Regions from separate parts of the Homo sapiens genome. Here region 2 is linked to region 1. A link is an interaction called in ENCODE POLR2A ChIA-PET data of the cell type or tissue named here. Cell type or tissue: MCF 10A. All regions are shown on one strand. Each heading gives the region's core, and the rest is flanking DNA. Links, peaks and the distances in the headings are about the cores only.

Region 1 (2,919 bases), core at 149-2,648:
ATTTTCTTTCTCTCGCTAAAAAAAGCCAGCTGCAAAGAATTTTCTTCCTCTCTCCATGACAGTCTATCTTTTAACCTCATCACAGTCTCTATCTTCATAAATGCATGTGTAATGATGCTATTCGTGACTTGCTCATTCATATTCATAACTTCATAATTCAGTTTACAAGTCTTCCCACCATCCTTTATGTTACTGGGACGTCTTTAACCTGTCTTTCCTGTACGCAGTCAGTGTTTCTGATCATGATAACTTCCCTGTTGCATTGTGTATATCCTCAGTCGTCACAGGATTCCACTTTCCCTGTCCCCTACTTCCCCAAACTCTTGCAAGAAAATAAGTTACTTGGCATCATACAACTGCACTAATTTCTTATGTAGAAAAGCGGGTTTTTTAAGTGGCTCACTGGACTTATTTCTACATAAATTTAAAAGCGGTAACTCAATTGGATAAAAATGTTATGATAAATATTTGTAGCATTCAGGGTAACAGAATTTAGGTCTCCAGATTTCCTATTTTGGTATAACTACACAAAACAAACACAAAAATAAAATAAAATAAAATAAAATAAAATAAAATAAATGTCATGCATTCTTCTCCATGTATTTATTGACAAATTCCACAAGAGCGATTACCTGGCCACACTAAATAGAAAGCACAGTTATGGAGTAAACACACTCAGTCCAAAACACAGGGGCACGTGCATCCTTGTGGCACTTAGTACCAAGCTCATTCACAAGCCAGCTTCCAACCAACCAAAGGAGTTGCCAAAAGGGCTGTTTCGTACAGGGACTGGAGTTTGAGAAAGTGAGTACTTCCCCAAAACTTAATAACCAATCTGTAGACACAATCCCGTTCTCTCAAAAACTGCCATTAGGAAGACTTGATAACCCCAAACAGAAACCACCCCCTACCCTTGGTTCTCATGCCACGGCAGTTAGCATCACGCAATATAAAGAGCATTTGTTGACTGATCCTACCCATATCCTGACCCACTGCTTCAGCAACTGCACTGAACCTTCTCAGGTGTAAATAGCTAGTGCCTATTTGATCATTAAAGCAGGATGCAGGAAAAATAAAGATTTCCCTTTACTTCGCCGTAGTAGAATTGGCACTGATTGCGGTATTTTAATCGGTTCACACCGTCTGTTAGTGTATTCTAATGAACCACAGCATCTCCGGAGCAACACTTACGGTCTCTCGTCCCCGGAGGCAGTGTCTCCTGGAAAGTTCCTGGGGCACCAAGTTTGCGCGCGGCTCCTCGCGCTCAGGGTGCGCGCAGCCAGCCCTGGCGCGGGCGGAAAGGCGAGCGCGCTGAGCGGCGCGCAGACCCCGGGCGCGGCTCTTGCTGGGCGCCCGCGCCTTGATCGGTCCCGGCGGTCCCGTTCCCCTGCTTGCCGGGCCCTGGTGCTAGGACAGCGGCGCTGCGGAGCCCGGCGTCTGGAGCTGGCGGGCGGCCGGATGCGCCGATCCTCTCCCGGGGGGTCAACTGCGAGCTAGACGCCCAGCCGGACCTCAGAGGCTCCAAGAGCGGGGTTGGCGGGTGTGGCCCGGCAGCAGAGGGTTTTTGGAATGCAGGGTGTGGCCCTCTACCACGGCAAAAAAGAAATGAGTCAGCCCGTTCAGTCCTAACCAATAAGCATGTTCAGTGTCGGTTAAGGCGGAACTTTCCTTTCTTGATTTATACCAAGCTTAGAAGCCTTTCACAGCCTTTTCTTTACGCCTTTGACAACTTCGACACAACTTCTAGAAAAGGGTAGGTTGCCTTTGAAAACGCTTGGGAAACAAGGATTAATCTTACGAAAGATACTTCAGTGGATGTACATTAGTTTCGATTAGTAAAAGTTTTTGAGTTAGGCAGAGATACTGGGTGCAAAGAGGTGGGACCTGGTATCAAAGCAGATTTGGATCAGACCTCTGACACTGTGTGGCCTTGAGTAAGTTAATTATCATCAATGAGGGGGCTAAAATGCCCACCTAACAGTTTACAGATTACAACAGTCCCCCCATATGCAGTTTCTCTTTCTGCTGTGTCCGTTACCCCGCCCCTTCAGTTGCAGTCTGAAAATATTAAATGGAAAATTCTAGAAATAAGCAATGCATAAATTTTAAATTTCATGTCATTCTGAGATTGTTAAAATTGTTATATTTTATTATTAGTTACTGTTAATCTCTTACTGTGCCTAATTTATAAGTTAAACTTCACCATAGGTATGTATAGGAAAAATCATAGTATATATAGGGTTCAGGACCATCGAGATTTCAGGCATCCACTGGGGGCTTTGGAACATACATACCATCTGAAGATAAGGGGGGAACTACTGATTATGTAACAATGCATGCAAAGCATTTACCACAGTGCTGGACAAAGAGTAGGCACTCAAAAAATGCTGTCTTGTCCCTCTGAGTCCTGAATCCGAATCTCCAAAATTGTAAACAAACTGGCTCGTAATTTTCAAAAATTCTTTCCTATGTTAAATATCTAAAGAATTTTAGAGCTGAAATAGTTCTCTGGTATTCCCTGGTCTGAGTCCCTCATTTAAGTGGTGAGAAACTTAAGAAGCTTTAGGTTCAGGATTCTTGAATTTGGTATTCTTACTATACAATAGAAAGTTTATTGGTAGCAAATAGGCTTAAAATTGGAATGATTTCATTTAGGTCACAGGTGAACCTACTTTTAAAAAAGTAAGAGTGATTTGTGGAAATATTCCATCTGAGTCACTGTGCCCTAAACATTATTTTGTAATAAAAATACTTAAAAGAAACTTTATTTGGGAATTGGCAAATTACAGGGGGCTGCAGAAGTGCTAATTCCTGAGGTCCCATTAAGAAATGAGTTGATTGCTATTGCCAAAAGAGAATTTCTAGATGGGAAGAAAAAAATGTTAAGTTACAAATTAAACGTTCTTTGCTTTGGAGATC
Region 2 (2,919 bases), core at 248-2,747, 86 kb after region 1:
CAACTTTATAAATGTACATCAACTTTTCCATTTTAAAAATAGTCCCCAAAAGTGGACTGATTTGTTACTGGTCAGAAAATGAACGTATCACCCAAAAAAAATTCTCAGCACAGATCCAATCTCTCCCATGATGCAAACAGAAAGAAAGATACAGTTAAGCACAACCCAAAATGTAGTGAAATAAAATATCATATGAAACCATGACCGATACAAAAAATGGCTGCCAGAGAAAATTCCTTAAATCTCCAAAGAATCATTTTCTCCAACCCTACCTAGCATGGGAAGAACCACCTTAACTGAATGTGAGAATCCTTTATTCCTTAAAGACATGTGAACTCTATTTGTAATGTCTACAGAAAGCTCAGCCCTGGGAGTAAAATTTTAGATGTTCATCTTCCCTTGTCACTGATGGGGAAATGATTACTTACTACCTGGGCCAGAGAGGGAAAATGAACTTGCAGGCTTATGTGAAAACAGCAAAATGCTGTTTTTCTAGAAGAGCTGATTAGGAACACGCTAATTGTCCTAAGTGTAGCGGAGTGAGACCTTGCTCCCTAGTTCCTGTCAGGCCTCTGAGCCCAAGCTAAGCCATCATATCCCCTGTGACCCGCATGTACACATCCAGATAGCCGGTTCCTGCCTTAACTGATGACATTATCTTGTGAAATTCCTTCTCCTGGCTCATCCAGGCTCTAAAGCTCCCCTACTGAGCACCTTGTGACCCCCACTCCTGCCTGCCAGAGAACAACCCCCTTTGACTGTAATTTTCCTTTACCTACCCACATCTTATAAAACGGCCCCACCCCTATCTCCCTTCGCTGACTCTCTTTTCGGACTCAGCCCGCCTGCACCCAGGTGAAATAAACAGCCTTGTTGCTCACACACAGCCTGTTTGGTGGTCTCTTCACACGGATATGAGTGAAAGTTCCCAGCTCGTGGAGGAGAGAAGAGCAGTTCTGTGGGTTTGGCCTTAGACGACAAAGGCTAGGGTTCACTGCCCCGTGCAGACACAGTCCACAGGCACTGTCACTCTGACAGCCTGATATCACTAGGGCCTGAGAGACTGGGCAAGACAGAGGGCTGTCAACATATGTTGACCACGTCACTGTCTGCACTTAACAGAGCAGATTATCAAGATCGTAGAAGTTTTGTACAGAGAAAAAATGAAGGCCAGGCTAGCTGAGTGATTTACGCTGACTGACACTATGCAACTTTGTGGCTACACATCCTCTCGTGTTTTATAAGCATGTTCTACCTGCATCGATATGAGAGAGGATTCTGAATGAGATGGCCTACATAAACAGTGCCCATAGCTCCTGTCTGAAAATTGAGACACAGTCTGACAAGTATAAACAGACATCTGGAATTCATCATGCAGGGTACCTGAAACCAGGACAGGCTCAGAAAATGCAGGGTGTGTCATCACCCTACCTACCTCACTAGGCTCCCAGGCCCCTCCCCTGGAGAGCTGATTCAGTAAGTCCGGGTGGTGCCTGAGAATCTATATTTTTAATAAGTGCCCTGAGGAAATTCTTAAGCTTAGGTAAGTTTGGGAAACACTGGATTGGACTAATTATACTTTGTAACACTTAGCTTTCTCAAGATAGTTCCTACCTTTAAATCCCATTTAGCACTGTCATCAGTTATGTTAGCTTATAAATGGTAACAATAAATGAATTTTATTTTATCTTAATCCCCCAAATAACATAATTTTGATAATATCCATTTTAAAGAAAGAAGTTAAGTAATTGTGCAAGCTCATACAGGTAGTAAGTGACAAAAGGCAATTCTCCAGGAAGAAGGATGGGAAGATGGGGTAATAGGGAGGGAGAGGCAGGGATTTAAACAGAGATCTAACTCTAACAGCTATACTTGTAACCACTATATACACAGCCTCCTATACAAACATCAATCCTGTTCATTTTTTTTTTAAAGTAATGGCGGTTGACTTATTTCTAAAAGTCAAAAAGGTTTAGAAAAACATTTCTGAGTTATTATTCCTTTCTGGCTATACAGAGACCCAAAGATCCAAAAATATCTCTTAACAAATTGTTTTTATCGACTGCTGCTCTCAAATTTCCCTTTTGATGAAGTTTTGATCCTAGCCTCCATACCTCTCCCCAGTAGTAAAAAGATACAATAAAAAAGTCAACAGCTTGGCCAAGTGCAGTAGCTCACGCCTGTAACCCCAGTACTTTGGGAGGCCAAGGCAGGAGGCCAGGAATTCGAGACCAGTGCAGGTAACACGGCAAAACCCCATCTCTATAAAAAGAAAAAAATACAAAAATTAGCTGGGTGTGTTGGTGTGTGCCTGTAGTCCCAGCTACTTGGGAGGGTGAGGTGGGAGGATGGCTTGAGCCTGGGAGGTAGAGGCTGAAGTGTGCTATGATTGTGCCACTGCACTCCACCCTGGGCAACAGAGTGAGACCCTGTCTCAAAAATAAATTTAGAAAATTAAATTAAAAAGTCAACAGCTCCTCCCATAGAAACAATCAGAGGAATTACAATAGGTTATAATTTAGCCCCAAAATCTAGTCAATACCAGATAGAGGGGTAGATTTTTATACCAATTTATAACGAACAAAAGTCATATTCAAACATTTTTCTAGCTGCTCTGTTCTATCATGCCTAACACTGAAATTTTTTAAAAGAAGAAAATCCATCTTTTCCATTCTTCCTGCCTTAAAAAAGACCTGATATGTCAAGTGAACAGTACTTCTACACCCTTCTCCTCTCCAGCCTCAGGTTAATTTAAAAAGTCACTCAAGTTTGAAAAGGACACAAAAACTATAACCAAAGGCAAACTCATGATTCTTTCAACAAGTACTTATTGAGGGCTTCTAATATGCCAGGCACTGTTCTAGGTGCTATAGATACAGCAGGGAATAAAACAAAGACCTCTGCCCTCAAGGAGTTCAT

What was found. ChIA-PET counts read pairs that join two places held together with the same protein. Peaks named below come from ENCODE experiments on the same cell type or tissue, not always from the same donor. Only the 100,000 strongest peaks of a DNase experiment are listed, where the experiment ranks them.
Region 2: POLR2A ChIA-PET joins it to region 1 with 11 read pairs; 6 of 35 experiments call an interaction of 5 or more read pairs at or near these places.

Annotation. Positions count from the first base shown.
Region 1 is chr10:50,416,873-50,419,791 of GRCh38, forward strand. The region is part of intron 6 of SGMS1 (sphingomyelin synthase 1); the gene reads right to left. Among named protein-coding and RNA genes, the nearest start is that of ASAH2, 170 kb to the left of the region's middle. RefSeq lists a silencer at 1,289-1,568. In MCF 10A, for the core only: no CTCF peak of the experiment used is centred there; DNase peaks (open chromatin) are centred at 829 and 1,599.
Region 2 is chr10:50,502,780-50,505,698 of GRCh38, forward strand. The region is part of intron 3 of SGMS1 (sphingomyelin synthase 1); the gene reads right to left. Among named protein-coding and RNA genes, the nearest start is that of SGMS1, 120 kb to the right of the region's middle. In MCF 10A, for the core only: no CTCF peak of the experiment used is centred there; a DNase peak (open chromatin) is centred at 1,432.